2 separate regions of the Homo sapiens genome follow, and region 1 is linked to region 2. The links are chromatin contacts, found by Hi-C or POLR2A ChIA-PET in ENCODE. All regions are on one chromosome and are shown on one strand. Each heading gives the region's core, a stretch centred on a gene start or an enhancer-like site at or near the end of the contact. The rest is flanking DNA. Distances are from core to core; before and after follow the strand shown.

Region 1 (4,311 bases), core at 782-3,281, 820 kb before region 2:
AATAAGAAACAAGAATAGGAAAAGGTAGACAAAACCAAGAAAAGCTAATACAGGGCACCTCTTTTCTAAAACTTAATAATTTAAGAAGGATTGGATTATTGATTTATACGCAGGTGTTGAATTTCATTGCCCTCTTCAAGATACTCTGGTTTATTCAACAATATTTTAATTTTTGAAGTTAAAATCACGGGACTCCAAAAAGTGGAGTGGAGTGGAGTTTCCATTCCATAAAGTGGAAAAATGAAGAAAACAAGAAACTATAAGAAAATAATTAGAAGGCAAGGGAAGAAACACGAATCAAATTTAAATGTTTTGAAATAAGAACGATAAAAGAAAACCTTCACTTAAAACAAAGAGAAGGAATTAATGCACATTTTTACAAACTGTACTATTCTTGGTAACACCATAGGGCTCTATCACTAAGCTAAAGATGAGAAGGGATGTTATAGCACTTTGGTTGACTTCTAGGGAAGAATCAAATTATTGCTTACATATAAGTAATCTTACACTGCCACTATGGAAGCTTCTTTTTGCTTCTTTTCTACTTAAGATACTGATAAAAGAGAAAACTGAGCCAAGACGAACACAAAGTCGGCGAAAGAATTAAAAACTTAGGTAAACTTCCATCAGTGTCTATTTGTACCGCAAGAATTCAATCATTATGCCCCAACTAAAGGTGACGCAATCCGCCAAACCATGTTCCCCTACGGGGCAGCTGGAGATTTTAATGCATATGGCTTGTACCTTGCGCTGGTTCCACTACTTTCCTTTTTAGTCTGTGTGTTTCGCTCTCTCGGAATAAATTCCTATTTATCTTTTTAAATGGCTCCCAGTGGTGTGAGGTACTTTTAAAATGTACTTTTTGGCCTGGCGCAGTGGCTCACGCCTGTAATCCCAGCACTGTGGGAGGCTGAGGCGGGCGGATCACTTTGATGCCAGGAACTGGAGACCAGCCTGGCCAACATGGTGAAACCCCGTCTCTACTAAAAGTACAAAAAGTAGCCAGGCACGGTGGCGGGCGTCTGTAATCCCAGCTACTTGGGAGGCTGAGGCAGGAGAATCGCTCGAACCCGGGAGACGGAGGCTGCAATGAGCCGCGATCGCCCTACTGCACTCCAGCCTGGGCGACAGAGGGCGACTCCGTCTCAAAAAAATCAAATGTACTTTTTAAGTGATGGACTTCTTAAAAGAGAAAACAAACAAAGAAAAAACCCAAACCCTGAGATTTGCTATTCCTGAGACATTGATTTTCCCGAGCACATATTACCTAACCTTTTTCCCCTCCCCACAAAATACGCACACAAACTCCCCCCGCACCCTCCCGCCCCACGTCCCGGAGGCTTTTTCAGTCTCCAGATTGAACTGACTTCGTGCAACGTGAAGCCACCGGGATGGGGCCACTCCGTGGAAACCGGCCCGCAAAGGGCAGGGTGGCGGCGGTGGCGGGGAGGGAGCGAAGGGAGGGAGGAAGGGGTCGGAAGGGGACCGGGCGGGGACCCTGGGAGAGGGGCGTGGGGAGAGAGGGCTGAGCCGGGCAGGGCGAGACCCTTCCGGGCGTGAGGGAGGGGAAAGCAAAGTGCAGGGGCTGGGAAGAGCTGACGGCCACGCTCAGGGGCAGGGGGACGCCAAAGGCTCCTCCACAGACGACTCCTCAGAGTTCCGGGCCGGGTGCTCACAGAGGGAAACTGAGGCCACAGCGCCCATTTTCTTCCGCGTGCGGGCGAGGAGACCCCGGGTCGCGCCTCCAGCCCCAGCTGGGCTGCGGGCGACGACCTTTCTTCCTCAGGCGGGACCCTCCGGGCTTGGCGCCGCGAGCTAACACGGCGTGAGGCGCCGGCGCCGGGTGCGTGTGGGAATGTGGGTGGCGGCGGCCCCCATCTCCCAGCCCGCCTACAGCACTCGGGGTCCGGCCGGCCTCTCAGGCTGCGCCCTACTTTCAAAGCCTCGTCTGAGGTGTGGCGTGCCAGAGCAGGGGCTGCGAGGAGTCGCCAAGTCAGCTTGGCCGGGTTCTTGGCGCCGCTGGGCGTCTGCAATGCGCGGCAGGCGCGGGGCGGGGAGGGGCGGGGCGTGGAGAAGGCGGGGCAGTGGGCGAGGGCGGGGCGTGCAGGGGACGGGGCGGAGCAGTGGGCGAGGGGCGGGGCGTGCAGGGGACGGGGCGGGGCAGTGGGCGAGGGCGGGGCGTGCAGGGGACGGGGCGGGGCGTGCAGGAGACGGGGCGGGGCAGTGGGCGATGGACGGGACTGACAGGGGATGGGGCGGGGCAGTGGGCGAGGGGCGGGGCGTGCAGGGGATGGAGAGGGACGGGCAGGACATGGGGAGGGGCGTGGAGGGGTATGGACGGGCGGGGCGGGGCAGTGGCTGAGGGACCGGGGGCAGGGGGCGGGGAAGGGCGGGCCAGCGACCGAGGGACTGGGCGCGGCGGCGGCGGCGGCGGCTGGGGGTACGGACAGAGTAGGGCAGTGCGCTAGAGTGGAGAGGACCGGGACTGAGAGGGACGAGGGCGCAGGGCGTTGGTGGGGACAGTGGACGGGGCAGGAGGGATAGAGTCAGACAGTGAGCAAGGCGCACCGGTCCTAGTGCGCAGTCTCCGGCTTTGTCCTGGCGCTCGGACCTGAGACACCTGAGCAGGGGCATGACAGGGATGGGGCCTGGGCCCCATAGTCCTGTTGTGAAAGGTGATCTTTCTGGCTGATCTCTGAACATCCCTATGATGCAGTCCAGTCTCTTCTCTTCCACTTATAGCTGGAGGTCACTGGAGAAATTCTTTAATCCCTTGAACCTCAGATTTTCTCATCTGTAAAGTGAAAATAATAAAAGTACTCGCGCCGTAGGATATTGTAAGAAATAAATAAAATGAACCATGAAAAGAGCCAAGCAATAATAAGTGCTCTACAAATATTAGCTATTATTATTATTGTTATTATTAAAAAGATTATTCACATTGACCTGCCCTTTGGGGACAGCAAATATTTTCCAGCCTGGAATATCACAGTTCTCAGTAGTCAAGGCCAAGTGCTAGAACCTGAGAAAAATCCTGCAAGAGCATCAGGATGCAAGGCTGGTTTCCTCTCTTGAGTTTGATAGTAAATACTAATAAATCTTGGAGCGGCAATGGCATCCAATATAAGGTTATTGATAAGGTTCAGGCTCCTGGCTGGGCATTTTCATGGGTTGTCTCATTGACTCTTCAAACAATCTCACAAAAGTAGTTACTGGTTTTCCCCTTTTGAATAAGGAAAGGGCTGGAGAAAAAATAGCAACCTGTCTAGGGTCACGTGGTTGGGAATTGTAGAGACAGGATTCAAATTGAATTCAAATTGAAGTTTAGCTCCCAATTTCCGACCTCAGGAAATGATGTCACGGCAACCATTCAAGAGGATGTCTGGGAGACACCCTTGGTGCCACCCTCATGTCTACTTCAATGCCAGCCCATCAGCAAGCCCATCACTCCACCTTCAAATATGACTTTCATCTACCCCTTCTCAAGATCTCCACCGACTCCACCCTAGTCTAAGCCACCTCTCTCCTGGAAAAGCTCCAACCTCCTGAGCGGTCTCCTTCCTGTCACTCACCTCCCTAAAGCCCATTCTCTACACCAGGGGTTCCCAACCCCGGGTGGGAACAGGGCCGCACAGCAGGAGGTGAACAGTGGACGAGGGAGCCTCACCGCCTGAGCTTCGCCTCCTGTCACATCAGCCGCGCATTAGATTCTCACAGGAGCGCGAAACCTATTGGGAACTGCACATGCGAGGGATCTAGGTTGCCCGCTCCTCACGAGAATCTCATGACCCCCCGCCCACTCGGCTCGTGGAATAATTGTCTTCCACAAAACTGGTCCCTGGTGCCAAATAGGTTGGAGACTGCTGCTCTACACTGAAGCCAGAGGGGTCTTTGAAAAATATAGATCATGGCCAGGTGTGGTGGCTCACGCCTGTAATCCCAGCACTTTGGGAGGCCAAGGCAGGCGGATCACCTGAGGCCAGGAGTTCCAGACCAGCCTGGCCAACACGGCGAAACCCCGTCTCCACTGAAAATACAAAAATTAGCCAGGAGTGGTGGTGGGTGCCTGTAATCCCAGCTACTCGGGAGGTTGAGGCAGGAAAATCGCTTGAACCGAGGAGGCAGAGATTGCAGTGAGCCAAGTTTGCGCCCCTGCACTCCAGCCTGGGCAACAGAGAGACTCTGTCTCAAAATATAGATCAAATCCTATTACCAGCTGTAGGGTCCAGCCCTACAGGGCTTAGCGGGTGTTCTCCCCGTGTGTGGAGAGGAGAGATTGTAATAAATAAAGACACAAGACAAAGAGATAAA
Region 2 (4,274 bases), core at 259-2,758:
GAGGCGATCCTTTGTGTGTGCTGCTTTCTCTGTCTTCCTGGTGAACTCCTACGTATCCTTCAGCACCCAGACTAAAAGTCCCTTTCTCCGGGAGGGGTTCTCTAATATTCCCCACTCCTCCTCACACTAGGCTCATTTGGTTGTTTGTCCTTCCCATTCCCAGGGTCCCTCATATTTCTATTCATTTATCCAACAAGCAGTTATTGAGCTTCTACTGTGTGCCACCCACTGTCCCAGGAACTGGAATCCCACAGAGATTTATAAACAGGGCCCCTCTCCTTATGGATCTCCCTGCCCAGTGGGGAGACAATGAACAAGTTTAACAAGAAAAAAAAAAAAAGTCAGATTGCGATCCTTGCTGGCAGGGAAATAAACAGGTTAAGGAGACCAGGGGAGGCCTCTGGGAGGGGGTAACACTGAAGCTAAGACCTGAAGGAGGAGAAGCTGCACGTGTCAAGCTCCAGTGGGGAAGAGTGGTCCAGGTGGAAGGAAGAGTAAGGGCCTTGGCCAAAAAATGGTTGGATGAGAACCGAAGGAAGCCAGTGGGGCTCCAGTAGAGTGAGCATGGCGGGGTGACTGAGGACAGATATCCTGTGGGCCACCCAGGGCCTCTGGGTTTTGTTTGGAGAACACAGAGGGGCATGGGAGGGTTTCCAGCAAGGCAGTGACTGACTTCCGTTCTACAACCCTAGGTGCAGGGGACAAGAGAAGAGGCAAGTACCCCTGCTTCTCAGGTCAACTGACGTCTGTCTCCCACCAGCCCAGGAGGTCTCCAAGTTCAATGCCCTGTGTCCTCTGCGAGTCCCCTAGCCCCATCTCAGCACAGAGCCAGCCCAAGGAGTTCTCAGGGCCCCAAGATGGCTCTGGAAGCCAGCAGGTACCAAAGGAGGAAACTGATGGGGAGGAGGGTAGAGGGAGGGCAGGCTAAAGCCCCCTCTCCAAGGCCCTTCTGGCCAGGGGCAAGGCCAGGTCCTGCGGGGCCCACTTCCCACCGGAAGTTCCCCAGCCACCTCCAGCCTGTGCCCACCTTTCTTGGTCTTCTCGTCCATCTGGCGTGGCTGTGCCCATCCCCCTGGGGGGGACCGTGCCTCCTGGGAAATGCTACCTCCGGGTCGCCTGGGAGAGGCGGGAGACCAGGAGCAACTCAGCCAGGCCGTGTGGCCTCCGGCGCGGCCCAAGCCCTGTGTGTGCCTCGCTGTCCCCGCGGCAGTCGGGAAGCATCACACTGCCCGGTGACCAGGCCGGGATCCTGCGTGGGGCGGTGAGAGGGCAGCGGGCGCCGAGACAGGTCCGCACTGGGCGCAGGAGGAAACGGGACCAGCCGAGGTGGGAAGAAGCGGGGAAAGGACGCCCGGACACCACCCAGCCGGGGCGTTCCAAGTCCCGGAGGACCCCCACTTGCGGGAGCGCCCCTGGCGTCCCGGGTTTCAAGGCAAAGCCCTCTCTCCTCCCGGGAGGCCCCAGTTCTTCGCAAGGGGAGCGGCTTCGGCGGAAGAGAAAGTGAAAGTGGCGGCCCCGGAAGTGGGGCGGGACTGGGAGGGGGGGCCGGAAAAATTGTCGCCTCATCCGGGACCTCCACTGCCCGGCTACCCGGCGGCGGCGGACGCCGAGTGCGGGGTCCCAGCGGTCCCGGCGCTCCTGTTTGGGGCGACCCCACCCCGTCCTCCGGGGCTGATCGCGGGTCCCCGGACTCCCGCCCGGGTCACCCTGCGGGCCGCATCGCAGAGCCGCGGGAAGGAGCTGGGCCGCAGGCGGGGTGGGCGGGGCCGGGGCGGGGCCGGGGGCGGGGCCGGGGGGGCCGGGGGCTGGGGGCGGGGCCGGGGTGGGCCGGGGGCCGGGGCCGGGGCCGGGGGCGGGGCCGGGGGCAGGAGCAGGAGCCTGAGCAGGAGTCGGCGCCGGAGCCGGGGCTGGAGGGCGGCGGGATCCACAGCGTCGAGCCGCTGGGGACGGGTTAGGAGCGCGCCCTGCGAGCCCGGCGCCTGCTCACCCAAGCCTCAGGCATACCTCGGGGCAGGCCCGGTCCTTGGCCCCGTTTGCACATGAATAAACGAAGGCTCTGTTTGTTGATGACCTGTCCAAGGCCACTCAGCCGAGGTTTGAATCCAGGCCTGGCAGGCTCAGGAACCCGCCCTTACCCAGATCCGACGCTGCCTCTCAGCGGTCACCGTCTGTCTTTTCGTTGAGCTATTGGTGAAGTTTGCATTCGTCTGCCTCATGCGCCGCTTTAATTTTTCTCCCGTTCCTCGTCCCATCGATCAGCAGATCCTGCGGGCTCCACTTGCAGAATCTCATCCCTCACCTCCTCCGGCCCCATCCCGCTCCAGCTCCATCAGTGCTCCATCATCTCAGGGGTCTTGAACCAGCCTCCTCCTGGGCCTCCTTGCTTCTCTTTTTGCCCCCTACCGTCCATTTCCACCTAGCTGCCGGAGAGTCCTGTTAAAATGTAAATCAAACCCATGCCACTCCCCGACCCAAGTACTCCCATCTCACTTAAAGCAAAATCCGAGATCTGTCCCAGGGCTCGCAAATTGCCTCCCGATCTCTGTCTTCGTAGCTGACTGCCCTGCCCCTGCCTCATTCCACTCAAGTCCCATTGACCTGCTGGGTCCTGGAGTAAGTCAGACACACTCCCGCCCTAAGGCCTTTGCACCTGCCATAACCCAAACGTCTGCATGGCTCCCTCCTTCCCTTTATTTTGGTCTTTACCCAAAAATCTTCCCTAGTTACTCCATCTGAAATTTCACAGACACACGTATCCAGCATTTCACATCCGCTTTCCTGGCTTCATTTTTTCTTCTCAGCATCTATTACTGTCTAACGGAGCATGTTTTACTTATTTATGTTATTCTGGGTCTGTTTTCCTCTCCTAGAGGGCAGGGACTTTGGTTTGTTTTGCTCACTGCTGTGTTCCTGGTGTCTAGAACAGTTCCAAACACATAATGGAGGCTCCATATGTTGAATGAAGGAATGAACCTCAGACCTTCATCTGGGATAATTTTTCTTTTGCCGGAAACACATCCCTTTAGACAATGTTTCTTAACTTTGGCTGTACATTTGAATGGCCTGGGGAAGCCTTTTTTTTTTTTTTTTTTTTTTTTGAGATGGAGTTTCACTCTTGTTGCCCAGGCTGGAGTGCAGTGGCGTGATCATGGCTCACTACAGCCTCCAACTCCTGGGCTCAGCTTCCCGAGTAGCTGCAAACCACGGGCACGTGCCACCACAGCTGGCTAATTTTTGTAGAGACAGGGTTTGGTCATGTTGCCCAGGCTGGTCTTGAACTCCTGGGCTCAAATGATCTGCCCACCTCGGCCTCCCAAAATGCTGGGAAATGGTTGCTGTTGAGATATCATCACCTGTCAATCTAACTGCTGTTCTTTTTATAAACAGCTTTATTGAGATATCATCACCTGTCAATCTAACTGCTGTTCTTTTTATAAACAGCTTTATTGAGATATAATTTATATGCCATAAAATCCACCCACCTAAAATATACAATTCAATAGTTTTTAGTAACATTTACAGAATTGTACACCCATCATCACAATCAAATTTTAGGACATTTTTGGCTGAGCATGGTGGCTCACACCTACAATCCCAGCACTTTGAGAGGCCGAGGTGGGCGGATCACTTGAGGTCAGGAGTTCGAGACCAGCCTGGCCAACATGGTGAAACCCTGTCTCTACTAAAAATACAAAAATTAGCCAGGTGTGGTGGCGGACATCTGTAATCCTAGCTACTGCAGAGCCTGAGGCATGAGAATGGCTTGAACCTGGGAGGCAGAGGTTGCAGTGAGCTGAGATCGCACCGTTGTACTCCAGCCTGCGTGATAGAGCGAGACTCTGTCTCAGACCAAAAAAAAAAAAAGAAAGAAAGAACATTCTTATCACCCCAAAATAGACCTGTACTCATTAGCAGACATTCCCTGTTTCCCATCCTCCAACTGACAGCACTAATATACTTTATGTCTCTATAGACTTTCCTCTTCTTGATATTTTATAGAAATTAGATCTTACTGATGGGCCACAGTGGCTCATGCCAGTAATCCCAGCACTTGGGGAGGCCAAGCCAGGTGGATCGCTTGAGCCCAGGAATTCAAGACCAGCCTGGGCAACATGGTGAAACCCCATCTCTACAAAAAATACAAAAATTAGCCGAGTGTGATGGCGTGCACCTGTAGAGCAGTGATCGTCCCACTGCACTCCAGCCTGGGTGACAGAGTGAGACCCTGTCTCAAAAAGAAAATTAGATTTTGACAATATGTGAACCTTTGTGAC

The links. Hi-C counts contacts between places; a loop is a spot of excess contacts on that map. ChIA-PET counts read pairs that join two places held with the same protein, here RNA polymerase II (POLR2A). Pooled maps may share reads with other maps.
Region 1: a map of naive thymus-derived CD4-positive, alpha-beta T cell shows a loop between it and region 2 (7-fold over the local background). The contact joins the promoter of RAD21L1 here to the promoter of RBCK1 in region 2. A Hi-C loop is called at or near these places in 1 of 168 maps with a recorded cell type or tissue (naive thymus-derived CD4-positive, alpha-beta T cell), 2 of 37 single-sample maps with no recorded cell type and 6 of 50 pooled maps. POLR2A ChIA-PET finds 5 or more read pairs at or near these places in 2 of 52 experiments (A549 and WTC11).

The regions. Positions count from the first base shown.
Region 1 is chr20:1,223,764-1,228,074 of GRCh38, reverse strand. RAD21L1 (RAD21 cohesin complex component like 1) reads right to left here and starts at 2,031. Exons shown (of 14, transcript NM_001384355.1): 1 at 1,935-2,031. RefSeq lists a silencer at 1,770-1,819.
Region 2 is chr20:405,533-409,806 of GRCh38, reverse strand. It overlaps RBCK1 (RANBP2-type and C3HC4-type zinc finger containing 1), which reads right to left and starts at 1,508. Exons shown (of 12, transcript NM_031229.4): 1 at 1,028-1,508. The coding sequence starts at 1,049. RefSeq lists enhancers at 531-600, 611-710, 771-870, 280-920, 921-970 and 1 more and silencers at 1,541-1,810, 3,634-3,790.